3 separate regions of the Homo sapiens genome follow, and regions 1 and 3 are each linked to region 2. Evidence: chromatin loops called from intact Hi-C (ENCODE). Cell type or tissue: endothelial cell of umbilical vein. All regions are shown on one strand. Links, peaks and the distances in the headings refer to the core of each region. The heading gives the core; the rest is flanking DNA.

Region 1 (10,290 bases), core at 4,781-7,280, 160 kb after region 2:
CAGCTGTGGAAGATGCAGGGGGCAGAAGGATTGGTGAGGAAGTTAGGATATGTAGGGGGTGGCCATGGAGGCAGAGAAATGAGTGGATTTGAGGGTTCTGGGGTGCAAAATCAAGGCATTGTGATAAATTGGTTAGGGTGACAAGAGGACATTGGCAAGGGTGACTCCTAGATTTCCATGATTGGTTGGACGGTGTTGCCTTTTCCTTATCAGTGTGCTATCAACCCCACAATACATTGTCATTATTTTTGTTTAAATTGTCAGTTAGGGCTGGGCACAGTGGCTCACACCTGTAATCCCAGCACTTTGGGAGGCCGAGCCATGCAAGATCACCTGAGGTCAGGAGTTCAAGACCAGCCTGGCCAACATGGTGAAACCCCGTCTCTACTAAAAATACAAATATTAGCCAGGTGTGATGGTGTGCACCTGTAATCCCAGCTACTCGGGAGGCTGAGGCAGGAGAATCTCTTGAACCTTGGAGGCAGAGGTTGCAGTGAGCCAAGATCTAGCCACTGCACTCCAGCCTGGGCAACAAGAGCTAAACTCTGTCTCAAAAAAAAAAAATACATAAAAAAATAAATTGTCAATTAGCTTTTAGAGAGATTTAAATAATTTTTGAAAGCATTTGTATATTTGTCCACATTGTTACCATTTTCAGTGCTCTCTGTTCCCTGTGTAAGTCCGTATTTCCATACAGCATTTATGTAAATAGTACCTTTAAAATTTTTTTAAATTTCTGTCTGCTAACAATGAGTTAGTAGATACAAATATAGTAGCCTTTTTTTTCTATTTGCATTTGCTTTATTGTACTTTTTTCCTTTTTTTAAGTTTTATTTTTGGTTGACACATAATTGTACATATTTATGGGATACAGTTTGATGTTTTAGTACATGTATATATTGTGTACTGATAAAATCAGGATAATTAGTATATCTGTCACCTAAAACACGTATCATTTCTTTATGGCAGGAACATTCAAAATCCTCCCTTCTAGCTATTTTGAACTATACAATACGTTATTGTTAACTATAGTCACCCCACTGTGCAATAGAACACCAGAATGCATTCCTCCTGTCTGACTGTAACTGACCAACCTCTCCTCATACCCCCACCCCATTCCCTCCCCAGCCTCTGGTAACCACTCTCTACTTTCTACTCCTGTGAGATCAGCTTGTTTAGATTCCACAGATGAATGGGATGGTATTTGTCTTTCCACGCCTGGCTTATTTCATGTAACACAGTGTCCTCTAGGTTCATCCTGTGCTCACAGATGTCAGGATTTCATTCTTTTTTATGGTTGAATAGTACTCCATTGTTTATAGGTACCACGTTTCTTTATCCATTCATCTTTTGGCGACACTTAGGTGGATTCCATGTCTTGGCTGTTGTGAATAGTGCTGCACTCAACATGGCAGTGCACATGTGTCATGAACACTCTGATTTCATTTCCTTTGGGTATATACCCGGTAGTGGGATTGCTGGATCATAGGGTAATTCTATTTTTAATTTTTTGAGGAACCTCTGTACTGTTTTCTATAATGGCTCTACTAATTTATATTTCATTCCCACCAATAGTTCAATAAAAGAGCGGGGGGGGGGGCTCCCTTTTGTCCACATCCTCAGCAACACTCATCTTTTGTTTTGTTTTGTTTTGTTTATAATAGCCATTCTAACTGGAGTGAGGTGATATCTCATTGTGGTTTTGATTTGCATTTCTCCAGTGACTAGCGATGGTGGACATTTTTTCATATACCTGTTGGCCATTTGTATGTCTTCTTTGAGAAATGTGTATTCAGTTCTTTTGCCCATTTTTTAATCAGATTATTTGGGGTTTTTTTCCTGCTGTTGAGTTGTTTGAGTTCCTAATCTGTTTTGGATATTAACCCTTTATCAGATGTATAGTTTGCAAATATTTTCTCTCATTCTGTAGGTTGTCTCTTCACTCTGTTGATTATTTCCTTTGCAGGATAGAAGCTTTTTAGTTTGATATAATCCCATTTGTCCATTTTTGCTTTTGTTCCATGTGCTTTTGAGGCTTTATCCATAAAATATTTGCCCAGACCAAAGTCATGAAGCATTTCCCCTATGTTTTCTTCTAGTAGTTTCGTAGTTTGGGTCGTAGATTTTCAGTCTCTAATCTATTTTCCATTGATTTTTGTATCTGATGAGAGATAGGAGTCCAGCTTCATTTTTCTGCATGTGGATATCTAGGTTTTCCAGCACCATTTATGGAAGAGACCACCCTTTGCCCGGTGTGTATTCTTGGAACCTTTGTCAAAAATCATTTGGCTGTAATGTGTGGATTTATTTCTGGGCTTTCTAATTCTCTTTGTCTGTGTGTCTGTTTTTATGCCAGCTTCATGCTGTTTTGGTTATTATAGCTTTGTAGTACATTTTGAAGTCAGGTAGTGTGATATCTTCAGCTTTGTTCTTTTTGCTCAAAATTCTTTTGGCTATTTGGGGTCCTTTGTGGTTCTATACAAATGTTAGGATTTTTTTTTTCTTGTCCTGCGAAGAATTGGTATTTTGATAGGCATTGCATTGAATCTGTAGATCACAGTGGATAGTGTGGTCATTTTAACAATATTCTTCCAATCCATGAACACAAGATATCTTCCCTTTTATTTGTATCTTCTTCAATTCTTCCTCTTTTTTTTTATTTTTATTTATTTTTTTGACAGTCTCACTTTGTAACCAAAGCTGGAGTGCAGTGCCGCAATCTCAGCCCACTACAACCTCCGCCTCCCAGGTTCAAGCAATTCTCGTGCCTCAGCCTCCTGAGAAGCTGGGATTACAGGCCTGTGCCACCATGCCCAGCTAATTTTTGTATTTTTAGTAGAGACGGGGTTTCTCCATATTGGCCAGGCTGGTCTCAAACTCCTGACCTCAGGTGATCTGCCTGCCTCAGCCTCCCAAAGTGCTAGGATTACAGGCGCGTGCTACCACACCTGGTCTGCTTCAATTCTTTCATCAGTGTTTTATAGTTTTCACTCTAGAGGTCTTTCACCTCCTGAGTTAAATTAATTCCTGAGTATTTTGTTTTTTTGTAGCTATTGTAAATGGGATTCTTTTATTATTTCTATTTCGGATAGTTGTCTATTAGTGTATAGAAATGCTACTGATTTTTTATGTTGAGTTTATATCTTGTAACTTTACTGAATTTATTAGTTTTGACAGTTTCTTGATGGAGTCATTAGGGTTTTCCATATATAAGATTATGTCATCTGCAAACAGGGACAATTTAACTTCCTTGTTTCCATATTTGGATGCCTTTTATTTCTTTGTCTTGCCTGACTGCTCTGACAAGGACTTCCAGTACTACCTTGAACAGAGTAGCAACAGCAGGCATTCTTGTCTTGTTCCTGGTCTTTTTTTTCCCCTTTATTTTTATTTTTATTTTATTTTATTAGTTTTGTAGAAACTGGGTCTTGCTATGCCACCCAGGCTGGTCTCGAACTCCTGGGCTCAAGTGACCCTTCCACCTCAGCCTCCCAGAGTTCTGGGATTACAGGTGTGAGCCAATGCACCTGGCCTTGTTCCAGATCTTGAAGGGAAAGCTTCCAACTTTTCCCCATTCGATTAGCTTTGTCTTTGTTTTATTAACCCTGATTTAATTCTATGACCCTGCTAAACTCATTCTTTTTAGATCTAGGAACTTTTTCTAGATTCTTTGGTATTTCCTATGTAGAAAATCATACAGTGTGCACATAAAGACAGTTTTGCTTTTTCCTTTTCAACATGTATGCCTTTCATTTTTTTCTCTTGCCTTATTTCACCATCTGGGACCTCCAATATAGTGTTCATAGAATTAGTGAGAGTGAGCATCCTTGCCTGGCCCTTGATCATACTGGGAAAACATTTCGTATTTTACCATTAAGTCTGTTAGTGATAGGTTTACGTATATGCTCTTCATCCGATTGAGGGAATTCTTTATTATTACTGATGTTTTGCCTTTTTTTCTTTTAGCAGTAGAAGACTCAGAAAGTGGTGTTTACATGCGATTCATGAGGTCACACAAGTGTTATGACATCGTTCCAACCAGTTCAAAGCTTGTTGTCTTTGATACTACATTACAAGTAAGTGTACTCCATTTTCATGAATTTTTTGGTATTTTTTGGATGGCTACTACTTTATACAGTAATTTAAAACCAGCAATGCCAGCAAACGTTTATTGAGTCCTTTGCACTATCGGGCACTGTGCTGAGGTTTTATCTGAATTCTCAACATCTTGGCAACCTTATAAGAAATGTGCTATTACTGTCTTCTTCCTAAAGACAGGGAAGCTCAAATTATAGAGTTTAAGAACTTAAGTCAGAAAGCTTTGGCCAGGTGCAGTGGCTCACGTCTGTAATCCCAGCACTTTGGGAGGCCGAGGCTGGCAGATTACCTGAGGTTGGGAGTTGGAGACCAGCCTGGCCAACGTGATGAAACACCATCTGTACTAAAAATACAAAATTAACCGGGTGTGGTGGTGCATGCCTGTAGTCCCAGCTACTCAGGACCCTGAGACAGGAGAGTCGCTTGAACCCAGGAGGCAGAGGTTGCAGTGAGCCGAGCTTGTGCCACTGCACTCCAGCTTGGCAACAGAGTGAGACTCCATCTCAAAAAAAAAAGAAAAAGAAAGCTTAGTCCACAAGTTGTTGTGGAATTTAAGGACCTAATCCACAGAGCTAGTACAAGATGGGGTTTTGAACACAGGCCTGTCTAATGTGTGTTAGAACCTAAGCTGTTCATTATTAAACTGTATGGCCTCGCTCAGTATATCCTCATGGTCTTTCTTAGTTATTTAGTAGAACATATGATAAATTTGAAATAATATTGGTAAAAAAGAAGAAAATCACAAAAATGGGCAATCTTTTGAAAGAAGAACCTTACCGATCTCTTTTCCCAGAAAATTTGAATCTTAACATTTTGGTATTAAAATTATGCGTATTGCAACTTACTTTATATCAATGTAACTTATAATCACATACAAAAAGTCCTAAATAATATACTCAATACCGTGATCAAACTACATTCAGTGTAATCAAATGGGTGTCTACACACATATCTGTGCGTATACATTTAGTGTATTGTTTCTACATAAATATTTTCCAAGTAGGATTGTCCTCAGTCGAGTTCCTCAGAAGTAAATGCTAAACCAAGAATTCATGGGTTTATGAAGGATGCACTCCCAGGAGGAAGCATGAAGGGATCAGAGGAAGAGCAGGGCAGGGGAAGACACCCAGCAAGGGCCCTGGAAGGGCTGCCTCAGCCTGAGCCTTCGGGAGCACCAGCTGAAAGGTGCCCTGGAGTGTATCCACCCCCTCCCATAGCCCTGCCTTAGATGATCCTTCCAGGCTCTTCCTGCTCCACCAGGCCCTTTAGACCTCCCCAGGGACCCCCAGGTGTGGCCTGCTTCTGTTCCCATGCCCCACACCTGCCGTGCGTCCTCAGAGGGCTCCCCGGGCTCTTGGAGCCCCTTACCTGTATTCTGTGCCTGCCACCCAGGACTTACAGGATGACCAAAAATGACTTTGCTTTTGTTTAATTTCATTTTCCAATTGTTTCTTGTTAACGTATGGAAATACAATTGATTTTTGCAAATTGGCTTTATGTTCTTTGCTGAGTTCACTTTGGACCAGGTAACCTTCAGAGTCACTTTTAAAACCCTAAGATTCTTGATTATTTGACACAAAGAAGGAAGCATCCAAATACAATCTTATAGTAGGGAAAACAGTAGGCAGTTGTTTTAAGAGATGCGGTCTCGAGAACTGTGACTACATGTTTCAATAACAAAATAATGAGAAGTTCTGAATTCCCAAAATAAAGGAACTACTGGCTCAACCTATTTCAGCCTCACGCCCATCCCCCAGAAGGTTTACTTTTTAAAATACCAGATTTTCTGACCACCGGCATTTCTACCAACTTAAAAATAAGCGACAGTAGGCCGGGCACAGTGGCTCAAACCTGTAATTCCAGCGCTTTGGGAGGCCAAGGCGGGCAGATCACTTGAGGTTAGGAGTTCAAGACCACCCTGGCCAACATGGTGAAACCCCGTCTCTGTTAAGAATACAAAAATTAAAATTAGCCGAGTGTGGTAGAAGTCACCTGTAGTCCCAGCTACTCGGGAGGCTGAGGCGGGAGGGTCGCTTCAACCCAGGAGGCGGAGGCTGCAGTGAGCCGAGATTGTGCCACTGCACTCCAGCCTGGATGACAGAGCAAGACTCCAACAAAGCAAGACTCTCAAAAAATAATAATAACAAGTAACAGCTGATTTGACTTTTACCCAGCTTTCCATGTATTACTCATTTTGGCTAAACCCTAGAGAAAGTCAAGTGAGTAATACATGAAAAATGCAATGCCTTATGGATGTCCAAGGTGACTGATCCAGTAAATATCACTTCCGTAATTAAGAGGAGCTGTGAGCATCATCTCCGGGAAGCCGTTTATCCTGTGAGCCTCTAAGTTGAGAGGAGCTGAGATGCATTACCATGGAAATAGGGGGAGAGAGTTGTTTGGCATTGGTTAAGTCAAGGTAAAAAGATGTATTTGAAAAGGGGTGATTTGAGTATTTTCTAGACACAGGCTGCAGTAATAGCCATTGACACACCCTCAAGAGCTAAGAAAGCAAACAAAATAGCCGCGTACCCAAAACAACCTAAGAGACCAGTTAAATAAATCCTCGCATAGGCATATAATAGAATACTGCATAATGGAGAAAATGTTTGTCAAGAGTATATTCATTGATTCATTGATTAGGAAAAGAAAAAGTAAGCTGCAGAACAGTACTCAAAATGACCACGTTACTCTGAGGATACGACGTCATCAGAGCCGTAACTGCTCTAGGGACCAAGGCGAGCCACTTGCAGGGAAGCTGAAAGAGTGTGCGCAGACAGGAGTAGAACAGAGCCAATGAGAGGAGAGCAGAATGCGAGGGTGTGCCACCAGAATGAGGGGGAAGAGCAGTCTCGGGCTTGGCTTTTCTGCTTCCATCTTCGGTCTCTTGAGAGGCCGACTGGACTCCCTGCAGTTGGGTTCCATGAGATTCCCCTCGGTTTAATACTGGAATCACCCTGGGGATCCATGTAGATATGTCCTGGCCATCTCAGTCCTGATAAAGTGGAAATCAAATGTCCAACTGGGAGGTCTGCCTGCTGGGGGATGTAATCCCCACTGTCCTCAAGAGCCACACTGTGCAGTGCCAGCAGGGGCCAGCCCAGCAGGAGAAGCACCTGTAAACCAAGCCCAGCTTTTTCTCCATCAGTCAGTGGCTCATAAGGAGCTCCCCCGAGTCTGGGTGTGGATCGAGGTAGGGGAGGCACCGGTGTCAGAGCAGCTGCATCATGTACCCATGCAGTGTCCATGTACTTCACAGGCCTGGGCGAGCCCCGTCTCGGCCTGGCGAGAGAGGGTCGCTGTGCATGCTCAGCATTCGGCTTGGGGGGCCTAGTAGTTCCCTGTTCGTGATGGGGAGCTCAGGTTGCATGGTCTCCGCATCTCGTGGCTAGCTTGTTTGGTCTCTATAAGGGCCTGGTGCAGTCGGCCAGGAACTGTTTCCCAGCGGGAGAGTCATTATCTGCAGGAGAAGGCATGGTTGTTTTGGGGTTAATCTTCCCTCAAAACCCTCAATGTCTGCTCTGTAAATTTCCTTTTGGTGGAGGCTTCCTACAGCACCCCTAATATCAACCTTGCTGGGTCCTAAGGCCACACAGAAGAGCAGCCTGGACTTGCCACATGCCTGATCGTGCCCTGGGCCTCTCTGAAAACAGCTTTTAGTGTCACTCAGTACCGGTGTCAGAGTAGCACGTACACATGTGGTGCATGTTGCCTCCAAAACACCTGCCTGGTGGTTGCAGTGGCAGGTGGAGTGTGGAGTGACAACTTGAAGCTCCCATTGGAGGGGTGTCTCCAGTGTTTCAGGCCGTTCTGGGGTGTGAGACCCCCGGTTCTGCGGGGTCTGTCCCTCATGCTCTGCCCGGCACATATCTCACAGAGGCACCTAGAGCTCTGCTACTTCCTGCCTGTCTAGTCCAGCCCACACCGCTATCAGCGCATGGGCCAGTGTGGCAGTGTGCAGTGTGAAGATGGCCAGCTTCTCTGCAGACCATAATAAGGTAGAGAGCGGGGGTGCCGCAGCCTTGAGACACACGGGTGAAAGTATCCTGTTGCCAGGTAAAGCAGACTCCGTCTAGGGGTCCTTGTAGATTGGTATAGAGAAAAGGAGTATGTGTCCAGGCAGGGGCTGTGGGTCCCCCAAGATACTACATTGGGAACAGCTGCTGCAGTGACAAGTTCACTTTTCCTATTGAAGGGGCCCCTCACCTGTACATTCCTCAGGGGCTCCAGGAGGGAGTGTCCTCTGGGTATGGAATGTGCAGGTGGCACATGACAAATCCGTGCCAATGCCCCTGTCTCCCGAAGCCTGTGGATTCCTCCTGTATAGTTCACTGTGCCACAGAAGCCTGGCATCTCAGCCTCATTAAACACGGACTCAGCAGTGCCCTGCACTTCAGGCAGTCAACCAAGTGAGCGGTTAGAGCCACTGCCGGCTGCGTGCACAAAATGTTAATGAACAATTTCTCATAAGACCACTCATAGCAATCAGTCCCACCAAACTAGTGTTAAATTTCTCGTCTTTGTCCTAACGTTACTAGCACCTATTCCCATACATACTTCTTCGGTTTCTGCAGCTGTGAAATGGCAAGATCTCACAGTTTGTTTTGCATATAAGTGGTTTCCTCCCCTGCAGCATGCGGAAACCTGTCCCCAGTTACAGGTCAAGGGGTGGCAAGGGTGGGAGGGTGAGAGGCCCACGCTAGGCGTCTGCCCTAGGAAAGCCTGTCACTGGGCTTTCGAGTAAAGAAAGGTGATTCTCAGACACTGGGGAGCCAGCTGTTCCCACTGCCATGGGAGGCTCGGAGGAACTCCCGAATCTGGAATCTCAGCTTCATCTGAGTCCAGTCAGATGTCCCTCTGTCCGGTGCCAGGGTCCCACTCCTTCCAGATCCATGCCCAGCTTTCCCATCAAACCTGGTGATGCCACCAATTCCGCCTGTGCATCCACACCCCGCAGAGTTATGCTTTGTGTTTGATTTTGGAAACAGCCCTGTAGCTACAAGAAATAGACTCTCTGGGGACTGCCATAGAGGCTTGTTGGGTTCTCTGTCTGTGGGTGCAGGTCCCAGACCTGGGCTTGAGGTTTTCTCAGAGGCCCCAGCGCACTCACAGAATGCTGTCATACTGAGTCCTTTGGTCCTGGCTTCTGCCTCAGTGGCCAGTGCAGTGGCCATGTGGGCCCTGGCACACAAATGTCATCACAGGCACAGATGATGGCTTTTTTAGTCACAATGCCATGGCCTGCCCTGGATTACAGGAATCTGATTTCCCACTGACAAAGAGCTCAACACTGTGTTAAACCCATGGATGGGAAACCAATTCCAAGTCCTCTGTTCCTGGGAACCAGTCTTGGCAGTTTCTTTTTTCTTCTTCTTCTTCTTTTTTTTAAAGACAGGGTCTCATTCTGTCACCCAGGCTGAAGTGCAGTGGTACGATCTTGGCTCACTGCAACCTCTGCCTCCCAGGTTCAAGCAATTCTTGTGCCTCACCCACCTGAGTAGCTGGGATTACAGGCACCCACTACCACACCTGGCTAATTTTTTGTATTTTTAGTAGAGATGGGGTTTCACTTTGTTGGCCAGGCTGGCCTGAAACTCCTGGCCTCTTGACCTGCCCGCCTCAGCCTCCCAAAGTGCTGGGACTACAGGTGTGAGCCACCGTGCCCGGCCGTGGTGCCAGTTTCTTGATCAGTCAAGGTTCAGTCAGGAGACAGAAGCCACACCAGTTATTTGAACAGAAAAAGAACATAAGCAAATGTTAACTGGATCTAAATTAACTGGTAACTGAAAGGACAAATAAAGACCTCTAAGGCAGTGTTCTCAAAGTCTGATTCCCAGACTAGCAGCTTCAGCATCAGCTGGAACTTTTAAAAACGCAGCTCATCAGACCCAATCTGAGACCCGAATCCAAAACGGGGGGATGAGGCTCAGTGACCCATGTTTCACCATGATGCTGTGTGAGTCTGGTGTACTCCACAGTGTCGTGGAGGAGAGGGGGTCCTGGCGCGTGCCTTCTAGCTGGTGCTTATGTCTCTGGGTGGGAGTTGGGGCTTGAGGAAGCTCATTTTGCACAAAATGGGAAAACAACAAACTGTATTCAGCCGCTGCTACAGGAGGTGCCTCGGTGCCCAGGTAAGGCAGTGCCTGGGTGGAGCTCACGGGAGCTGCAGGCAGACAGGAGCCCTGCTAGCCG
Region 2 (10,290 bases), core at 3,568-6,067:
CTGCAGGGAGCTGGTCAATGTGGCCAGAACCAAGTAGGGAGGGAGCAGGTGCTGGAGTGAGGTCAGGGAGTGGGGCGGGGCCTTGCAGGAGAGGTCAGGATTCCAGGTTTTAATTGAGCGATACAGAAAGCCATCGGATGTCGATCGGATGCAATGCAGAGAGATGTCTGGCTACTGTGCAGTAAAGAGATGGTAGAGACAGGGCTGGGGTGAGCAGTGAGGGGTCCCTGCAGTGGATCTGGAGATACATTAGCATGGTCTCCCGCCTCCTCAGAGACCTCCTTCAAGTCTTGCCCGCTACAGAAAGCCTTACTGGATTCTGTTTGCCTTGAGCAATCTGCCAGAGCCCTGAAATATAGCTGTTATTTTAAGTCTCTTTGCAGTCTGTGTTCTCTCGTGATAACTTCCTATTGCCTTCTTGTCTCTTTAAAAATCACATATTGAGCTTTTCATGCACTTGCCTCTTATTTTCCCAAGCTCTTCCAGTTCATACCTCCTCATCCCCCCAGGTCTATCAGTGCCTTCGGGGTTTGGAACCTTTGGGGTACACTGATGGTCACCCAACATGGGAAGAACACCATGTCTCTGGGGACCTTGGATCTCCCTGCTCTGTTTTCCTTTCTGTGGGCTCCCAGCTCCTAGAGCTCAACATGCCTTTATCCTTTTCCCTCCTCCCTCAGATGGAAACAGTTCTGGCAAAAATATTTAAAATAGACATTATAGAACTTAAAGGTGACATAGTTCAGGGGTAGTTGACACATTTATCTCATAACAAAGAAAGAATTCCTAGCATCAAAACCAGATGCCACAGATTCTCTTTTTGGAAGCGACTGTCTTCCCAGAACCCTAAAATCATGCAGTGGTAGCTTTTAGGGAGTGAGACAAGGTGGCCTTTGGCCAGCTGGCCCCCACGGAGCAAGAAATGGCATCTTGTCTGATGGGGGCAGCAGGGCACACCCAGTAACTGCTACTGACAGGATCAGCCCTGCTGGACATTGGGACATTATCTTTGTCCTACTAGAAAAAAAAAAAAGAGTTGAAAATCACTGGCCTAGACAGCCACCTACTTTGATTACACCGAAGGCTACTCTAGGTGATGACCATGGTGTCTGGTAGGGACAAGCACAAAGCAAAAGGTGGAGAATATACTCTGACACCCGGGGAAGATTTACAGCACTGAGATGGTAAAGCGGAGCCGCAGGGCTTCATCGCAGCAGTGGTTTGAAAACGTTTTGACTGCAGCCCACAGTAACAAATCCATCTGATGGCATAATCCAGCACATACAACACATCAACAAAAGCCCTTTTACGAAGCAATATTGACCCTGACTAGGTACTTTATTTTCGATTCTATTGTTTCAGCTGCTTTATCTGACCCACACGGTTGATTTCATGATGGGGTGGCGGGGGCAGTGGTTGCAGTTTGGAAAACACCACCCTAGATGGTCAGAGAACAGCAGAATGCGTCTGGAACGCCTTTGAGGCGAGTCTGGTTTGGGGGGTTCTTAGGGCACAGAGGATCCGCTGGATGGAAGTAAGTCCCGGGTTTCTGCCAGAGATGTGGAATGGTAGATTTTCCCCCTGTCCGTTTCCAAGACTAGCTCACAATTATGACCGAGGTCATGTGTATTTTGAACATCCAAAAGGAATTTAATTTTCTCTGTTTGTGGTTGAATCCGAATCTCCCATTCCACATGGTTGACCCCCACCCTGGAGCGGGCACTGTGTCTCATCCTGCTGCATCTGGGGATCTTTTTCAGAGGATCTGTGCTGGGAGCTGTTTGAAATTCGAATGAGTCTTTCAGAGAAGTTTATTTAACTTGTAAAACTTCAGGTCCTTTCACACCATTTCAGCGTTGGATCACAGACAGCTCTTCCTTTATATCCCAGCAACTTGAGTTTATTTTTCAAATAAAAGTCTGTTTTCCCATAAAATGCCAAAGGTTTTGTGCTTTGTGTGGAGGAATGAGCCCAAGCTTTTAAGACTTTAATTTAGAGCCTCTGAGTCTTGCATTTCCATCCCAAGGGCTCCCGGGGCTGAGGAGCACCCCACTCCAGCTTGCCCCGCAGAACAAACGCCAGGCAGTGGTTCAGCGAGTGAGCATCAATAGGGCCATTGTCCCTAAATATAGAGCAAGACCAAAAACCGGGGGGTCAGACTCGAGTAATTTTAGGACTCCAGCATTTAGGCCTGAAGCTCACCGCTGGTTACTCCCCCGAATCGCAGCGCTGACCCCGTCTGAATCGTCTCCTGCAGATGGCCCTAGCTCAGCTGTCAGCCCGGGTCCTACCTGGAAGAGGGTTACTCTCCGTACTAAAAGCAGATGGAGTTTAATACACGGACGTCACAGTTCTGATTATGTGGCTGCGTGGTTATAAAGGTGAGGAAAGAGCTGAGACGCCAGACTAGAGTTTGGGAAGCGACCCACCGATGAGTAAGGAAAATCCTTTCCCACCCCAGGTGGGAGAAGGGAAGAGGGCGGCGCTGGGAGCCCTGGCGGGGCTGGAACCAGGAGCTGCAGTTGGTCTGTCTGGCAGGAACGGGAGCCAAAGGGGCTGTAGCTATGGTCAGATGTTGCCCAAGGTGTCTCCCTGTCTCCTGCCCAGCGGGAGCCTGGACACATGGCAGCAGGGGTCAGAGGTCAGCCCCTGCATCCAGGCAGAGTAGGGGTGAGGATTGAGCATGAGAGCAGCGCAGGTACCCGCTCGCCTGGAGGCACCACTGAGTCGTTGCGTGTGCCTGAGCCATGTGCTGAGCGGGGTGCCCGAGATGCACCCACAAATCCATCTAGGGTCCCTCCCAGCATTGCAAGGACAGGAAACCTTTGGTGCCTCAGAGGCAGAGAGGTTCCTGGGGAAGCTCTGGTGGCTCCTACGTTAAAAGGAACCCACACTTCCTTCGTTGCAGTCACGTGTGTGGTGTGTGTTCCTGGGGCATTGCTCACATGACCTGTACGTGAGTCATTTTACTCCTCACTTTCAGGGAGGCCACAGGGGCCTGTGGGACTGTACCGATGGTGCAGAGGCGAGACCTGCTTTGGGGGCAGAGGGACCTGTGGCTGCCGGCATCACTGGTGGTCCAGGGGGAGAGGCCTGAGAAGAGGAGGAGACCAATGGGGGATGGGAGAGGAGGCGGGAGAGGGCAGTGGAAGTATTTGTGTTTGCGCACAGGTAGAGACACTGAGGACTTTTCTCCACTTCCACCTGGGAGGGCCCCGCAGCCTCCTGGAGGAACCTCATGGTGTGCACAGGTGATTTATATCATTAATACCAAAGAACACGAGCAACTGCTAAAGTGAGTTGCTTTAGGCACCGGGGTGAAACTGGGAAGGCTCGTGAGGGGCCGTGGCCCCCGTGAGAGTCCCCTTGCTGCCTTGGAAATGACTCTGCCCAGCAAGGAGAGGAGTCTCTTCAAACAGCAGTTGACAAATGTTTCCTGTAAAAAGCCAGATGGTAAATGTCTTAGACTTCGAAGGCCACGTGGTCTCTTTTGCAACTACGAAGCCATAGACAAAGTATAAACTAATGGTGCAGCTGTGTTCCAATAAGTATTTATAAAAGCAGGTGGCCAGCAGGATTGGGCCATTGGGTAGTAATTTGCCAACTCCTGTTTTTAAAACATAAATCCCATCATGTCATCCCCTGTTCAACCCCTTGACGCCGCCCCAGCACATTTAAATGAAAACTCCAAGCCCCACCACACATGGCCTCTGAGGTCCTCTGAGGTCACCCTGGGCTGGCTCTGACTGTGTCTTGTGCACACCCACCCCCTGTCTTCCTCTGCTCAGGCTCATGTCCCCTAGGCCCTCTGCCTGAAACACCCTGAGATGCTGAGCATGTCCCCTAGGCCCTCTGCTAGAAAACACCCTGGAGCCAGAACACCCTTGAGGCTGTGCTGTGCCGTGCCTCCCAGATTCCCGATTCCTTCAAGAATGAGGAACTCACTCCCAGCTGTGGGTGTGACAGACAGATGGCCCTCAGCTAAGGAGCACCACCTCGCCAGCCTTCAGCCCCTCCCAGAGCCGGCCTACGCCCAATAACCGGCCGATGTACATAAAGGACCAGCCCCCGACCCCCGCTCAGGACAGCTCTGAAGGGGCATCCGGGCTTCAGAACTCTCTGTCGGGGCTTCACGGGGTCTCCATCGCCCCTTTGTCAGGCCCAAGAGCACTCCCTGATGTACATCCAACATGCTCATTTCCATCCCAGAGCCTGCCTCTCAGAGAGCCTGCAGCGACCCTTCCTGCAGATAGACACAGGTGGGGTCCCTTCCTTCAGGTCGCTGCTCCAACTTTCCAATACCACAGTGGCCTTCGGAAGGAAGGGAGGCAGGGGAACTGAGGGGACCGCGAAGGTAGGGCCTGGAGAAGTGCTGGGGAGTGAGGTGCAGCTCGAAGTGCTGGAGAGTGAGGTACTCGAAGTTAGGGCCTGGAGAGGTGGTGGGGAGTCAGGTGCGGCGGAGGGGGTTGGGTGGGCGGGAGAACAGGGACTATATGAAGCCAAAGCCCAGCCTCCCTCAGGGCTGTGCCCTGTGAGTTGTACAAAGGGCCCTGGGTCTGTCCCCAGATGTTGCCATGATCCAGAATTACTGTGAGCTTTACCCTGTACCCGACAAAAAAGATTGACTCTGGCTTGCCCAAGTCTGCCCCTAAGCCCCAGTGCTGGCCCAGCCAACGCGGGCACCCTGGGCCCCCCGCTCACTGGCCACAGCTGGAGCCTTCCGGACCAGGGCAGCTGATGAGGTCTGAATACTGGGGCTGAGCAGACTCCAGAAAAACGTGACTCATCTTGCCTGCCCACAAAGAAAGGAAAAGTATGTGCGGCATCCAAGTTTCCTGAAAAGTTCAGCCAACACATTGCAGAGTTATGTGGCCTGGCATCCCGTGTGGTCCCTGGGGACAGCGCCCTCTGGCGCCAGCCTGGAAGACGTCCCCAGCCAGGGCTGGCCTGCACATCCTGTGTCCAGGCTGTTATTATTTGGGAGAAGCCAACGAAAAATTCCCGGAAGAATCTCCTTGCCCTCAGCGAGTTAGAGTCCTCTAGTTCTCTCAGGGCCTGCTTTGGTGATGCTCCCACCTTCGGAGACAGTAAAAGGCAGCACTAACACATGCTCTTACTTAACACACAGGCCCACTGTAGCTCTTTTTCTTTTTTTCGAGATGCGGTCTTGCTCTGCCTCTCAGGCTGGAGTGCAGTGGTGCGATCACAGTTCACTGCAACTCAAGCGATTCTCCTACCCCAACCTCCTGAGTAGCTGCGACTACAGGTGTGCACCATCATGCCCGGCTAATTTTTAAATATTTTGTAGAGATGGGGTTTTGCCATGTTGCCCAGGCTGGTCTCAAACACCTGGGCTTAAGCGATCCTCCTGCCTTGACCTCCCAAAGTGCTGGGATCATAGGCACAAGCCACTGCTCAGCCTGTATTTCTTAATTCCTTTTTTAAAATAACACTTTAGGGCTGGGCGAGGTGGCTCACGCTTGTAATTCCAGCACTTTGGGAGGCCAAGGTAGTGGATCACTTGAGCCCAGGAGTTCGAGACCAGCCTGAGCAACATGGTGAGACTCTGTCTCTAAAAAAACAATTATTAAATAATAAATAACATTTTATTTTGACAATTTCAAACATAAAGTCACAAAAATAATACAAAGAGTTCTCATATCCTTTTCACCCAGATTGCCCGATGTTAGCATTTCACCAGATCTGCCCATATCTCATTTCTCACGATCTCTCACTGTGTGTTTATATGAATTCTGAACCCCTGAGAGGAATTTGCAGACATCATATCCCTTTACCCCTAAATATTTCAGTGGATGTTTCATAAAAACAGGGTCATTCTCCTAACCACAGTATAATTGTCAAAATCAGGAAATCAGCACAAATATCATGCTATCAGCTAAGCTGCAGGCTTCATTCACATTTTGTGCCTTGTCTCAGGGGCGTCATTTCTTGGAAGAGGAGACCTCCAGCCACGCGTTTTGTTTCGTTGTCCTTTCTCTTCAGTCTCTTCATCTGGAACAGCTCCTCAGTCCTGTCTCATCTGTCACGACCTGAGCACTTTTCAGGAGGACAACGGCCAGTTCTTGTGTCACCTGCCCTTCGACATTTCCTCACCATCAGAGCCAGCCTCCGCCCTCAGGTGGGCACCCACCCATCCGTGGGCTGCCCTGGGCTTCTGCATCCCAGCAGGGTCACCCGATGCGGCCGCGACACCTTTCCGGTGAAGTGGACGCCGGTCACTTGGTGAAGGGGGCGTCTGCCACCATAAAGTTCTCTACTTTAATAAAGGGCTTACTTTCCCCCTTGTCACCAGTCAGGGCTTCAGGGGGACCTACTTTGGGATTGTGTAAATGTCTTCTTTCTCATCAAACTTTCACTTGCTAGTTTTAGGATTGATATGTATTTCTTGCCTGAATTGTTACTATAGTAATTACCAAAAGGCGATTTTCTAAATTTATCATGAATTCTACATTGACTGGTTGGAATGCTACTTTAAAGAACAGGTTTTTCTTCTCTCCCTGTGTGTGTATGTATCTATGGACTCATGGATTTGTATCCTATTCAGTGCCATGTTATTTCTCATTATCAAATATTTTAAAAAATTTTTATTTTAGGTTTGGGGGTCCATGTGAATGTTTGTTACATAGATAAAGATGTGTCATGGGGGTCTGTTGTACATATTATTTCATCACCCACGTATTTCATCATGTATTAGGCTCAGTACCCAATAGTTATCTTTTCCGTTCCTCTCCCTCCTCCCACCCTCTGCCTCTTAAGTAGCCCCCAGTGTTTGTCGTTTCTTTCTTTGTGTTCGTAAGTTCTTATTATTTAGCCCCCACTCATAAGTGAGAACATGCAGCACTTGGTTTTCTGTTCCTGTGTTAGTTTGCTAAGGATGATCGCCTCCAGCTCCATCCATGTTCCCTCAAAAGACGTGATCTCTTTCTTTTTTATGGCTGTGTAATATTCCGCAGCACATATGTACTACATTTTCTTTATCTGGTCTGTCATTGATGGGCATTTAGGTTGATTCCATGTCTTCATTATCAAGTTTTTGATGCTCAAATTGTCCTAGACGTGGCCAGCAGGAGCCTCTCCAGGCGGATCACTGTGTCCTTTGACTTTCCCCATCATATCCCCACCCTGTCCCCATCATGCTGTGGGCACTTCCTGGCTTTCTGGCTGATCTTGTACATTCCTCACCCCAGCCCTGGAATTAGCCATTGCTCTAAAGAGCCCTTGTCACTTTTAGTGGCAAATAGTGTTTACGTGTGCATGTCACTCCTGGGGTGTCATTGCTTCTAGGCCTTCTCAGCAGATGTATTAGAGACAACCTAAACACCCACATAGAAGAGAGTAGTTGGCCAGGTGAGGTGGCTTACACATGTAATCCCAGCACTTTGGGAGTCTGAGGCAGGAGGATTGCTTGAGCTCAGGAGTTCAAGACCGTAGCGAGACCCTGTCTCTACCAAACAAACAAACAAACAAACAAACAAACAAAAATAGCTGGGCATGGAGACATGTGCCTGTCGTCCCAGGTACTTGGGAGTCTGAGGCAGGATGATCACTTGAGCCCAGGAGTTCACGGCTGCAGTGCGCTGTGATTGCACTGCACTCCAGTCTGGGCGACAAAGCGAGAACCTGTCTCAAAAAAATAAATAAATAAATAAATAATAAATAGAGTAGTTCAATGAAATAAAGAAGTTACAGCTACATAGCAGAGTACCATGTAGCTGTAAAAAAAATATGGCATCTTTGGGCCGGGCGTGGTGGCTTACTAAACCTGTAATCCCAGCACTTTGGGAGGCTGAGGCAGGCAGATCACGAGGTCAGGAGATCGAGACCATCCTGGCTAACACGGTGAAACCCCGTCTCTACTAAAAATAAGTAAATAAATAAATAAATAAAAATTAGCCTGGCATGGTGGCGGGCACCTGTAGTCCCAGCTACTTGGGAGGCTGAGGCAGGAGAATAGCATGAACCTGGGAGGCAGAGCTTGCAGTGAGCTGAGATCACACCACTACACTCCAGCCTGGGCGACAGAGTGAGACTCCGTCTCAAAAAAAAAAAAAAAAAGGAATCTTTGAATCAGTATGGCAAAAGACATGCCTAGGCAATCCTCAAAAGACATGAAAATAGCCATTAGACAATAGCATGAGCATACTTAGTCATCATTAGAAATCCAGATTGTAGAATTAATCCATATTTTCCTTTAGTATTTGTAGGTTTAACTTTTTTTGTGGTAAAATGCATATAATATGTAATTTAGCACCTTAACAAATTTTTTTTTTTTTTGGAGACAGGGTCTTGCTCTGTCCCAGGCTGGAGTGTAGTGGTGCCATCTTGGCTCACTGCAACCTCTGCCTCCTGGGCCCAAGTGATCCTCCCACCTTAGCCTCCTTAGTAGCTGGGACGACAGGAACATACCACTGTGCCTGGCCACCTTAACAGTGTTAAAGTATATAACTCAGTAGTCACAGTGTTGTGCGACCATCACCCCAATCTAGTTCCAGAACTGTTTCATCACCCCAAATGGAAACCTCACATCCCTTAGCCCTCAATCTCCATTACCCCTTCCCACAGCTCTTAGCAGATGCTAAGCTGCCGTCTGCCTTTCTGGACTTGCCTATTCTGCATATCTCACAGAAACAGAACCCCATGACCTGCGGGCTTCTGCATGTGGCTTCTATCACTTAGCAGATTGTTTTGAAAGTCGATCTACTTTGTGGCATATATTGGAATTTCATTCCTTTTTATGCCTGAATAATATTCCATTGTAGAATAGACTCCATTCTGCTTACTCAGTCATCCACTGGTGGCCATTTGGGTTGTTTCCACCTTTTGTGAATAGAGCTGCCATCAACGTTCATGTACAAGTTGTTGGAACACCCGTTTGCAGTTCTCTTGGGTATATACCTAGGACTGCAGGTTCTGGGTCATATGGTCATTTTGTGTTTAACTTGTTGAGGAATGTTTTCCACAGTGCAGTGTTTTACATTCCCATCAGCAATGTATGAAGGTTCCAGTTTCTCCATATCCTTGCCAACGGTTCAGTTCTTTTTTTTTTTTTTTTTTTTTGAGATGGAGTCTTGCTGTGTCACCCAAGCTGGAATGCAGTGGCACCATCTCGGCTCACTACAACCTCTGCTTCCCAGGTTCAAGCAATTCTCCTGCCTCAGCCTCCCGAGTAGCTGGGGCTATGAGCATGTGCCACCATGCCCAGCTAATTTTTATATGTTTAGTGGAGATGGGATTTCACCATGTTGGCCAGGCTGGTCTCAAACTCCTGACCTCACGTGATCTGCCCACCTCGGCCTCCCAAAGTGCTGAGATGACAGGCATGAGCCACCATGCCCGACCCAGTTCTTTTCCTTTTTTTTTTTTTTTTCAGTGTGGTTGTCCTAGAGGATGTGAAGTGGTCTACCATTGCTGTTTTGATTTGCAGTTCCCTAGTAAAGTTTAGCATCTTTTCTTGTACCTTTTGGCCACCTGTGTGTCTTCTTTGGGGAAATATTTAATCAAGGCAGCTGCTCATTTTTTTGATTGGATTGTCTTTTTGTTGTAGAGTTGTAGTTCTTTATGTATTCTGGATACTAGACACTTATCAGATATATGACTTGCAAATATTTTCTCCTTTCCTGTGAGCTGCCTTTTCACTCTCTTATTATTGTCCTCTGATGCACAAAAATGTTTCATAACAGCAGAGTTTTGATGACCAACGTCACCTTCATATGCTGCTTCTCTGTACCTGGCCCATGTAGACACTGAACGCTTACTGAAATGGAGGAAGCAGAGAGAGTGAGGGAGGTGGATACCGGGGACTACAGTTCACTGATTCAAAGAAATGGGGCATCAGGATAGGCTGATGGACGGGGGACTGTCTCATTGCCCCTCCAGGTGTCTGCTTGCTACAATGTGAAAGGCTGACTCAGGGTCTAACTATCCCTTTAAAGCTTCTAGTGAGGAGAGAGAAAAGATGGCAAATTCTCCGTAGCCTCCTTTTCTGAGTTTGATCTTTGGATGGATGGTTAATCCAGTTCTCTTGCTTAACCGCATCTCTTCTGCTTTGCAGTGAGCACAGTTTCTTTTGAGCATCTCCTCTCTGGAGACATCTGGCCCGTGGGCCTCTATGAGGAAAACCGTCAGCCTCTTCCTCACCCTCGGAGGCTCCAAAACACCCAGGCCAGCCCCATGTTGCCTAAAGCCCAGAAAACTGTGTTTTAAAATTTTGGCGAATGATTAGCAAATACTCTCACTGTCGTCACTGGGGGCAGGTTGGGTGAAAGTGCC
Region 3 (10,290 bases), core at 4,847-7,346, 390 kb before region 2:
CAGGCGTGCTCAGTCCAGGCCCTGGCTTCCTCCTCTTGGCTTCTAGCTGTTCTGTCACTTTTTCCCTGCTCCTTTTTGCCTTCACACTGCACCTGAATGATGCTTTCTAATTCCTGAGTCCTTATTTACCTTCTTATCCTTGGCCTTGGCTCTTTCCTCATTTCTGACTCTGCAAGTCACACTTATTTAAGACTCTTATACATATGTCATTGTATCTTTCATAAAATGTTTTTTTACCATCTTAACCTGCAAGCAAAAGTAATATCTGTTTCCCTCTCTGTCTTACTTTGTACTTAGACTGAATAGTAATCTCTCTTGGTGACTTAGTTTTATTAGATTCTTCTTTTATACTGCCATTGCTTTCCCAGCTATTTGAGAATAGGCATGTTTCTTTATTTTTGCCCTAGTGTCAGATAATCGACTCTGTAACCATTGCTTAGAAGATAAATTTTTTTTATTAATTAAAGAATAATGTTAATGAACCATGTTGTAATGAGTTGATACTGCATAATTTTTCACCATGTGCCACCTTGTGTCATCAGTCAGTTTTAATTACTAACAAAAGTTGATTGCCTTTAGGTCTTTCTGGATATAAGGATTCTAGTCATGGTATTGCAGAAAGCGCAGCACTCAGACCACAGTGGTGTTGTCATTGTAAAGTGGTTATTCTTGGAAGTGGTGTGCGGAAATCTTTCAAAGATCTGACCCTTTTGAACAAGGTACTTTGCTACTCCTTTTATGACCCCACCTCCTACCTCCAGCGAAAATGTCCTTGGCAGTGTCTCTTCCAACATCAGAGAGAGACACCACTTATGGTGGTGTGATGGACACATGTTCCTGGTGATGGCACCAGCGTATATCAGATGTGCTTGGGCTGAACACCAAAGAGCTACAACAGGCTGTTAAAGGGAATATTATGAGGACTACGTATTTTTAAATAGAGTGAACCGTGGACCACATAGTTTGGTTTTATACATGTATTTTTTCCCTAGCTAAATTATCACATGCTAAATATTGGAACATAGTTTCCTTTCTACTATTAAGATAAAGAACCACTGTCACTTTTGAATATAACATAAAAATAATGTATAGATCCTGTTTTTATTAAATTTTGACTTGTTGAGATTCCCACACATTTCTCTTTGCTTTTCAGGATTCCCGAGAAAGCACCAAGAGGGTAGAGAAGGACATTGTCTTCTGTAGTAATAACTGCTTTATTCTTTATTCATCAACTGCACAAGCGAAAAACTCAGAAAACAAGGTGAGATTAGGATAATCTCAGCTGATAACAATGTGTAACGAGTGACTTCTGTGTTCTGGGCATATGGGAGTGAATAAAGATGTGTCCCTGCCTTCATGGAGCTCTGTGTGGGGAATCCAAAGCAGGTGCTGACCCGGCAGAGGAGGAGAGGGTGTAGGGAGCCTTGAGTCGTGCTACTCTTTCAACTTAGTTATTTGACAGAAGTGGGCAGAGTTATGTTTTAAAAGTTCAGTAAACAGAACACTAATATTAAAATCTTTAATTTTACCAGTTTAATTTTTTTTTGAGATGGAGTCTCATTCTGGTCCCACAGGCTGAAGGGCATTGGCACCTCTTGGCTCACTGCAGACTCTGCCTCCCAATTCAAGCAATTCTCCTGCCTTAGCCTCCTGAGTAGCTGGGATTACAGGTGCGTGCCACCACGCCCAGCTAATTTTTGTAGTTTAGTAGAGATGGGGTTTCACCATGTTGGCCAGGCTGGTCTCAAACTCCTGACCTCGTGATCCGCCCACCTCAGCCTCTCAAAGTGCTGGGATTACAGGTGTGAGCCACTGCGCCCGGCCGTAAATATCTTAATATTTTAAAATCATTTTTATTGATGTTACCCCAATAGGAAAACCTGTTTAAAGATAAAATTTAAGACTATTTGTGCATTTTAAGAGAAAACACTTTGCTCACAGTATGGTGAAAGAGGTCTGCTTTACTTGATTTTATGTAATTTGAGTGTGTCCAACTAATGGTTGATACAAATGATATGTTTATAATCATGTTTTGAAGGAAGCTTTTCCTGTACAGTAATACTGCCAGTCATTCCTCCATCCAGGTTATTGCTCTGGTATGTCTTTCACAGAAGAACATTCTGAAGACTTATTTTTAACAGGTAGTTGTTTGTAGTATGCCTGTAATAAAATCTAGGCTAGATGACAAATAAATTTAGATCTTAAAATACATCAGCCTAAATGCAAGAAGGATTTTTTTTTTCACCAGATAGTTTAAGTTGGTGTGCAGTCCCTGCCTGATTTGGTATAAGGCATGTCTTTTTTCAGATACCTTGTCAGGATTGGGGCATGTGAAAAGAGGGCAGCCTGTGGGTTGGTGTTTATTAGTTTATGATACTCTGTACCATAAAGTAAATAAGCTATTGGAGATTTCCCCTCAGCTCAACTGTTTCAGCAGCCGGATCAGAGCTGAGAAGCCTCAGAGAAAAGTTAGTATGATTCATTTGTTGACAGGGGCTCCTTCCCTTTCTGTAACATTTACACCAATTGATTAAGGCTGAGATTAACAGATGTGAATTTTAGAGTGGAGATAAGCTCTCAAGAAACGATGCTGCAGCGTTCTTATTTGGTTAAACAAAAAACACTGTTCCATTGTACAAATTATATTAGCTCTTCTGACAGCATTGTGAGTGTGTGTGTGTTTTTTCTTTTTCTGGTTTTAATATAGTTAGAAAGGGGATTGTCCCAGAAAGTGTAAGAGCAGAATATTCTCCAGAATTATGGCTTTGTGGAAAAGGCCTCGAAAGGACGCGGCACAGCTGCCATCACCCGCTCTCTATCCCTGTGCACCTTAGAGCATGGTCAGCTTCTGCGGTGCATGAGCCCCCAGCACTTACTGCTGACTCTCCCTCTGCCCCTCAGGTCACCCATCCTCTTCAGTCATACTGCTCAGCTTCTTGTCTTAACAAGAATTGCTTTCCGGGCTTGTGAATTATTTTTCTTTGTCATGGTTTCTTTATGTTGCCCAGGAATCCATTCCTTCATTGCCACAATCACCTATGAGAGAAACGCCTTCCAAAGCATTTCATCAGTACAGCAACAACATCTCCACTTTGGATGTGCACTGTCTCCCCCAGCTCCCAGAGAAAGCTTCTCCCCCTGCCTCACCACCCATCGCCTTCCCTCCTGCTTTTGAAGCAGCCCAAGTCGAGGCCAAGCCAGATGAGCTGAAGGTGACAGTCAAGCTGAAGCCTCGGCTAAGAGCTGTCCATGGTGGGTTTGAAGATTGCAGGCCGCTCAATAAAAAATGGAGAGGAATGAAATGGAAGAAGTGGAGCATTCATATTGTAATCCCTAAGGGGACATTTAAACCACCTTGTGAGGATGAAATAGATGAATTTCTAAAGAAATTGGGCACTTCCCTTAAACCTGATCCTGTGCCCAAAGACTATCGGAAATGTTGCTTTTGTCATGAAGAAGGTGATGGATTGACAGATGGACCAGCAAGGCTACTCAACCTTGACTTGGATCTGTGGGTCCACTTGAACTGCGCTCTGTGGTCCACGGAGGTCTATGAGACTCAGGCTGGTGCCTTAATAAATGTGGAGCTAGCTCTGAGGAGAGGCCTACAAATGAAATGTGTCTTCTGTCACAAGACGGGTGCCACTAGTGGATGCCACAGATTTCGATGCACCAACATTTATCACTTCACTTGCGCCATTAAAGCACAATGCATGTTTTTTAAGGACAAAACTATGCTTTGCCCCATGCACAAACCAAAGGGAATTCATGAGCAAGAATTAAGTTACTTTGCAGTCTTCAGGAGGGTCTATGTTCAGCGTGATGAGGTGCGACAGATTGCTAGCATCGTGCAACGAGGAGAACGGGACCATACCTTTCGCGTGGGTAGCCTCATCTTCCACACAATTGGTCAGCTGCTTCCACAGCAGATGCAAGCATTCCATTCTCCTAAAGCACTCTTCCCTGTGGGCTATGAAGCCAGCCGGCTGTACTGGAGCACTCGCTATGCCAATAGGCGCTGCCGCTACCTGTGCTCCATTGAGGAGAAGGATGGGCGCCCAGTGTTTGTCATCAGGATTGTGGAACAAGGCCATGAAGACCTGGTTCTAAGTGACATCTCACCTAAAGGTAACGTCTGCCGTTCACATGCTGTGCAGTGCTACTTACTCTGATGTCAGGCTAATGAATGTATTTTGTCAATTTTCCATGTTTGTCTCATGTTAGTTTTATATTTTATAATGTGTATTTTTCATTTACAAATGCCAATGTTTGTGTTCTCACACCTTGCTCTCTTTGCTATACAGTTGTCTAAACACTTTCATAATCAATATATCTTTGAACATACGAGTTGGTGAGGTAAATCCGAGAATGATTTGTAGATAAAGGTTGCCTGTCATTTGCATTGGGGACCTCCTTTTTCTTTTTCTTTTTCTTTTTTTTTTTTTTTTTTTTTGAGACGGAGTTTCTCTTTTGTTGCACAGGCTGGACTGCAATGGCGCGATCTCAGTTCCCTGCAACCTCCGCCTCCTGGGTTCAAGTGATTCTCCTGCCTCAGCCTCCCGAGTAGCTGGGATTACAGGCTTGCGCTACCATGCCCGGCTAATTTTTATATTTTTAGTAGTTTTTAATTTTGTATTTTTAGTATTTTAGGGTTTCAGCATGTTGGCCAGGCTGGGCTCAAACTCCTGACCTCAGGTGATCCACCTGCCTCAGCCACCCAAAGTGCTGGGATTACAGGTGTGAGCCACCGTACCTGGCAGGGACCCCCTTTTTCTTAAAGTCAGTTTCTAGAAGGCAGGAATGACATCTAAATCATACTGTATACATTGTCATAAGACAATGTATAGGAACATCAGATATTACGTAAGTTTAGAGATGGAAATTAAACACTTAGTTTGGACCTCCATGGTTAAGTCTAGATTGTCACTTTTGCTTATGTAGAAAGTACACAAACAAAAGTATGTGGAGCTGCTTTCTTAAGTTTAGCACTTAAAAAAAAAAAGTCTGAAAATACTCTAAAGATAATTCCAAAGAAAATATCAATTTAACATTTTAATTTAAATCTGAGGGGAAAGGAACATAGCTATAGACATTACCAATTAGACTAATCATTTTAAAATCTGGTATGTTATATGGCCACTATGAAAGTAAATGAACTGTTTGCATGAATTTCAGTTACATTAAGTTTTTTCACTTTAATGTCCTTAATCTATTATTTTCCCCAAAATTTAGGTCTTTAAAAAAAATTGCTGCCATTTAATAAACAGGTTCATTAGATTATTACCAAACAGATTTATTAGATTATTGCCCAACAGGATTTATTTGGAAATTAGTAAATCCTTGTGAGTGGTTATTCTTCATTTTGCTCTTGTTTTTTATACTGTATCCTATTTCCTATAAAAATTATGTTTTTGTCCCTGTGTAGGTGTCTGGGATAAGATTTTGGAGCCTGTGGCATGTGTGAGAAAAAAGTCTGAAATGCTCCAGCTTTTCCCAGCGTATTTAAAAGGAGAGGATCTGTTTGGCCTGACCGTCTCTGCAGTGGCACGCATAGCGGAATCAGTGAGTGTCTTGGTCAGGCTTTGAGATTGGAATTGCTTTCCTGATTCAGTGTGACCACTTGAACACATGCTGTAACATTTGTGGCACTCTTCAGAAAGTGACTGAGCCTGTGCATTAACCCGTTTCTCTTAGAGGAATAAGGCATTGGTGATTAATCGGGAGAGCTCAGCCGTGTTGGTATTCACCCAGTTGAGGTAGTTAACCAACTTCAGGTTCTCTTCCAGGCTGGAGGCAAGCAGGGGTGAAGGACACCAGGCTTGTCACATCTTCTGGGTGTGCTGGATGGGTGAGGACACTCTCCTCTTCCCTTGCCTTTCTGAAGTTTCTCCCACCTCAGAATGTCAGTGTGCCCATTTCCTGACACTTGGGTATTTATGGCCACTCTCCTGCCCTCTTCCTAGGATGAAGTCACTAGAGGGCAGTAGATCGCAGCAGCACTGATTTCTGTCCTCTCTTGACATTTCTTTGCTTAAAAGATTACAAGCCTGTTTGTCAGTGAGTCTAACTGAACCATATCTACACAATAGTTTTAGAAAATTGTATGATTCTAAGGCATTGTTTTCAAGAATAAAAATATCATTGGTGTGTTTTCTTTGGACAGGCAGAGGAAACCCCAAAAGCCACTGAGTAATGTGCCTAATTGTTTTCTTTGGAATCGCCCTGCCTAAATGATACTTATCTTTTATGACTACAGAGAAATAAATTTCACAAGCAATGTATTCCAGAAAAGACCTTTAACATGTAAATGACTTTGAGTAAAGCTTGAGTTAACACCTATGCTTTATGCTCCCAGGACATGGAGAGCGATAACCTCATCACATCAGAGTCAAATTGAAAGGAGTGAGAAACGATCAAGAAAGAAACCATATAGATGATTTTTTAACTGTTTTTAATTGTAAAATTCCAGACAGAGATATAAAAGTTGGCATTAATACAGGGGAAAGAACTCAATGCGAATCATTACATGCCCTGTGTTTGTGGGTATTGTGTGTTTCAGTCAGGCCCTGAAATCACACAAGCGTGTATATTGGTCAGCCAGTGTTTGTTGCATGGGCTAATCTTTTTCTTCAAGGAGCATTTGGCAGGGTTTACCTAAGTTTGGCTTTGAAACTGAATTTGCATACTCATATTTAAGTAGATCTACCTGCAGGCCAATAGTGTTAACATAAGCTAGAAGACCATTTTATTATCGGGGAAAACGCTGATGAGTTATTTCTGTCGTGGGCCATCCTTTGACCAGCTTGAGATTGTCTGTAGTCTCCATCAGATGGGGTGACTTTGTGTCTGCTTTGCTTCTTTTCAGCTTCCTGGGGTTGAGGCATGTGAAAATTATACCTTCCGATACGGCCGAAATCCTCTCATGGAACTTCCTCTTGCCGTTAACCCCACAGGTTGTGCCCGTTCTGAACCTAAAATGAGTGCCCATGTCAAGAGGTTTGTGTTAAGGTATTTTGTTTTAACTTCACATAGTACAGCCCAGGGTTTCTAGGCGTATTAGTGGTTTCCTGTGCTTGATTTGTCTGCTGCTTACAAACCCTGCTGTCTGGCTGTGTATGTGCCCAACTACATAAGAGAACTCGCCGTGTGTCTCTGCTAGGCAGCTTTCCATGTATGTTTCTGTCAGTAAGAATCTGAATTAACCTGGTTTTGGGCATTACTCAGAGGTATCTTCAGTTTTCCTTGTATTTTTTTCCTGTTGATATGCCATTGTCTGCAGGCCTCACACCTTAAACAGCACCAGCACCTCAAAGTCATTTCAGAGCACAGTCACTGGAGAACTGAACGCACCTTATAGTAAACAGTTTGTTCACTCCAAGTCATCGCAGTACCGGAAGATGAAAACTGAATGGAAATCCAATGTGTATCTGGCACGGTCTCGGATTCAGGTGAAGAAATACTTTGTGTACAGGAAGTGGAGAGACAGGGTGGAGTCTAGCAATCTGAAGCTATTGATGTCCAGTATGTGAAAATGATTTCACATAGCTGCAGGGACAGAAACGTGTTTTCAAAATCGTATCAAATCCTGTCCCTTGGTAACACTAGGGATTTAATATGTAGTCTTGGGACTTGGTGATTGGCTTCCCCAAAGGGAAAGCAGACCAGTGGAATCCACATCTTTGCATCTTGTTGAGAGCTCCTGGGAGGCAGGTAGCATTGTAATTTGCACACACTGGATTTGTGGAGTGCTCAGTAGAGCTGTTTCAAGCACTTGAGAGAAATACAAATGAAAATATTTTCCAAAGGTACACCAATTTTGGAAGTTACCTTATCTTTTGGAAGCTACCGTTTCATGAAATCAGTGCATGTTTTTTGGTAGACTGTGGACTATCTTACAAGTAAGGCCGTGTATAGGCTAAGCATTTAAGTTTACACCTATAGTCCATACTTCCTGAGCTGCAGACCCAAATATCCAAATGCCTGTTCAGCATTTTTCTCCTTGGATGTCTCAGAATGGAATTACAAAGCTCTTACTTTGTCAAACTTGTCCAGCTCCTAAACCCCGCCATCCTACAAGCTCCTTGCTGAGTGATGTTACCGTTTGTGTACATTGGCCTCAGTACTGCCAGATTAAACCTAAAGCATCATCGAGTTCTGTTTTCTCCTAAAAATTCTCTCAGATCCACTCTTAGGTTTACCAGCCCTATCTTGAGCCACATATCACTTGCCTGTACCACTGCAGGCCTGGCTGTCTCCTCCCATCCAGTTCCCTCTCAGCAGCCAGCAAAGTATCTTTACCCTATAAACTGGATCAGCGTTCCTTTGTCTATACTCATTCAGATTCTTGTTCCTTTGTTGGAACCCTTTTACTCCTCACTAGAAGTTTGTAGGATCTTCTCTTTATTGATATTTGGACATTTCACAGAACTACACCTCAGTGGAGGTCTTTTTGTTGATTGCTTTCCTCCCTTGATGAGCCCTTTCAACCTGGAGCATCGTGACCTTCCGTCTGAGAAATGTGTTTTGTATTCATTCTTTTGCAAGTTCTGCCCCTCTGTTTCCTCTGTGTTTGCACTAAAACCCCTGAGATTCAGGATCTCACAGTGTGGACCTGAGACTAGAAGCAGCAGTGTCACCTGGGAGCTTGTTAGGATGTGCAGGTTCGGGGGCCCCAGCCCAGCCTCACTGAATCCAGCTCTGGAGGTGGGGCCTCCTGGATGATTCTCATGCATGTCAGAGAGTAATTTCTGTCTTATATCCTTTCTCCCCTTCTGTTCTTTGTTTCCTTGTCTCTCTGTTCTTTCTGAGACTTCCTCTACTTTATCTGCTAATCTTTCTTGTCTATTTTTAGAGATTAGCTACGAGCCCTTTCTGCTCTTGATCTTGTTTGATATTTTGTTTTTACATTATGAGTGGAGTATCTGTGTTTTCTCTGCTGTTGCCCCTCTCTGTTGAGCCTCTCTCGGATTCTGTGGGTGAATTAGTGCTTTGCCTCTACTCCTTCCAGTTCTAGCTTTCCCCTGCTAAGTCAATTACTTTTCATTTTAAATAGTCCATTCACTCTTATACCCATTCGTGTTCTCGAGGAGTGTGCTTTTACTGTGATTTTAGTGGGTATCTTAACTGTGTTCAACCTGTCACCTTTAACCTGAAGCATTTTTGAGAGCTCTGGTTTCTGTCTCTTTACTTATTTCATCCTGCCACCCTCCCATCTGTCCACCTCCCTGGGGATCCCGTGGATGATCTAATATGTATCCTGTTTTTCTGTGCTAATATCTTAGAACTATATACACTTTTATGTACATATATAAAAATGGAATCATGTTATATTTATTTTTCTCCGTCTTCCTTTTCTCTGTAATAATCAGAGGTCCCTCTCGATCAACTGACGTAGCTTCATTTCATTCTTTTGAATGGTTACCTGATGTTCCATAGTGTTGATGAACTGCAGTTAAACCATTGCATTACTGATGAGTGTGTATTTGATTTATAATTTTTCTCATAACAAACAGTGTTGCTATATCTTGTACAAATATCACAATGAATTAATAGTTTCACTCCTATGGGGTATATTCCCAAACGTGAGGTTTCTGTGTAAAAGCGTGTGTACTTTTCATTTAAATAGATATTGCCAGTTTTCTAAAAAGTCTCTTACTGCACACTTCTTCCTGCAGCATGTGAGACTGTTTTCTTGTTTCCCATTTGTAGCTGGTGTTACTATTTTTTTGTTTAGTTGGTCTGATAAATATAGACTGATGTTACCTTAATTGAATAGGCAGCTTTTCATGTCCGCCATTTGGATTTGCTTTCATAGGAATTGCGTATTCATATCCTTTGTCCATTTTTCAATTTTTAGCAGTTTACACTATTCAGAATTTTCCCCTACAAAATATCCTTTGCCTACCAGCAAGTGTGACATCTTTTTTCTTGTAAAAGTTACTGTTTATATAAACAAACATACATAATTTTCTGTTGCATCTAGTCTTGGTCAAGACCCTAGATTATATACGGATTCTAGAGGTTTTCTTGCATAACATTTTTAAAATACAATTTCGCTTTCTTCCATTGGATAACCAGTTGTTGAAGGGCCATTTAGAAGTAACCCACTCATTTTTAACTGATTTTCTTTCTTCTTCTTTGAGACAGGGTCTCACTGTGTCGCCCAGGCTGGAGTGCGGTGGCACAATCTCAGCTCACTGCAGCTTCGATCTCCTGGGCTCAAGCGATCCTCTTACCTCAGCCTCCTGAGTAGCCAGGGCTACAGGCGCATGCCACAATACTTGGCTAATT

The links. Hi-C counts contacts between places; a loop is a spot of excess contacts. Peaks named below come from ENCODE experiments on the same cell type or tissue, not always from the same donor. Only the 100,000 strongest peaks of a DNase experiment are listed, where the experiment ranks them.
Region 1: it touches region 2 in a loop (6-fold over the local background); 3 of 110 quality-filtered maps call a loop at or near these places.
Region 3: it touches region 2 in a loop (18-fold over the local background); 3 of 110 quality-filtered maps call a loop at or near these places.

What each region holds. Positions count from the first base shown.
Region 1 is chr7:151,589,131-151,599,420 of GRCh38, reverse strand. PRKAG2 (protein kinase AMP-activated non-catalytic subunit gamma 2) reads left to right here. Exons shown (of 16, transcript NM_016203.4): 6 at 3,967-4,076. Among named protein-coding and RNA genes, the nearest start is that of RHEB, 74 kb to the right of the region's middle. RefSeq lists an enhancer at 6,826-7,326. In endothelial cell of umbilical vein, for the core only: no CTCF peak of the experiment used is centred there; a DNase peak (open chromatin) is centred at 6,340; H3K27ac peaks cover 1,917 bases.
Region 2 is chr7:151,748,885-151,759,174 of GRCh38, reverse strand. All of the region lies in intron 3 of PRKAG2 (protein kinase AMP-activated non-catalytic subunit gamma 2), which reads left to right. Among named protein-coding and RNA genes, the nearest start is that of PRKAG2-AS2, 52 kb to the left of the region's middle. RefSeq lists enhancers at 1-2,312, 3,501-4,282, 2,548-6,228, 5,849-6,632. In endothelial cell of umbilical vein, for the core only: a CTCF peak has its summit at 4,912 (motif pointing left); a DNase peak (open chromatin) is centred at 4,814; H3K27ac peaks cover 1,895 bases.
Region 3 is chr7:152,141,871-152,152,160 of GRCh38, reverse strand. It overlaps KMT2C (lysine methyltransferase 2C), which reads left to right. Exons shown (of 59, transcript NM_170606.3): 50 at 580-719; 51 at 1,154-1,261; 52 at 3,009-4,128; 53 at 5,426-5,562; 54 at 6,866-7,008; 55 at 7,280-7,448. Among named protein-coding and RNA genes, the nearest start is that of GALNT11, 120 kb to the right of the region's middle. In endothelial cell of umbilical vein, for the core only: a CTCF peak has its summit at 5,980 (motif pointing right); a DNase peak (open chromatin) is centred at 6,230; H3K27ac peaks cover 793 bases.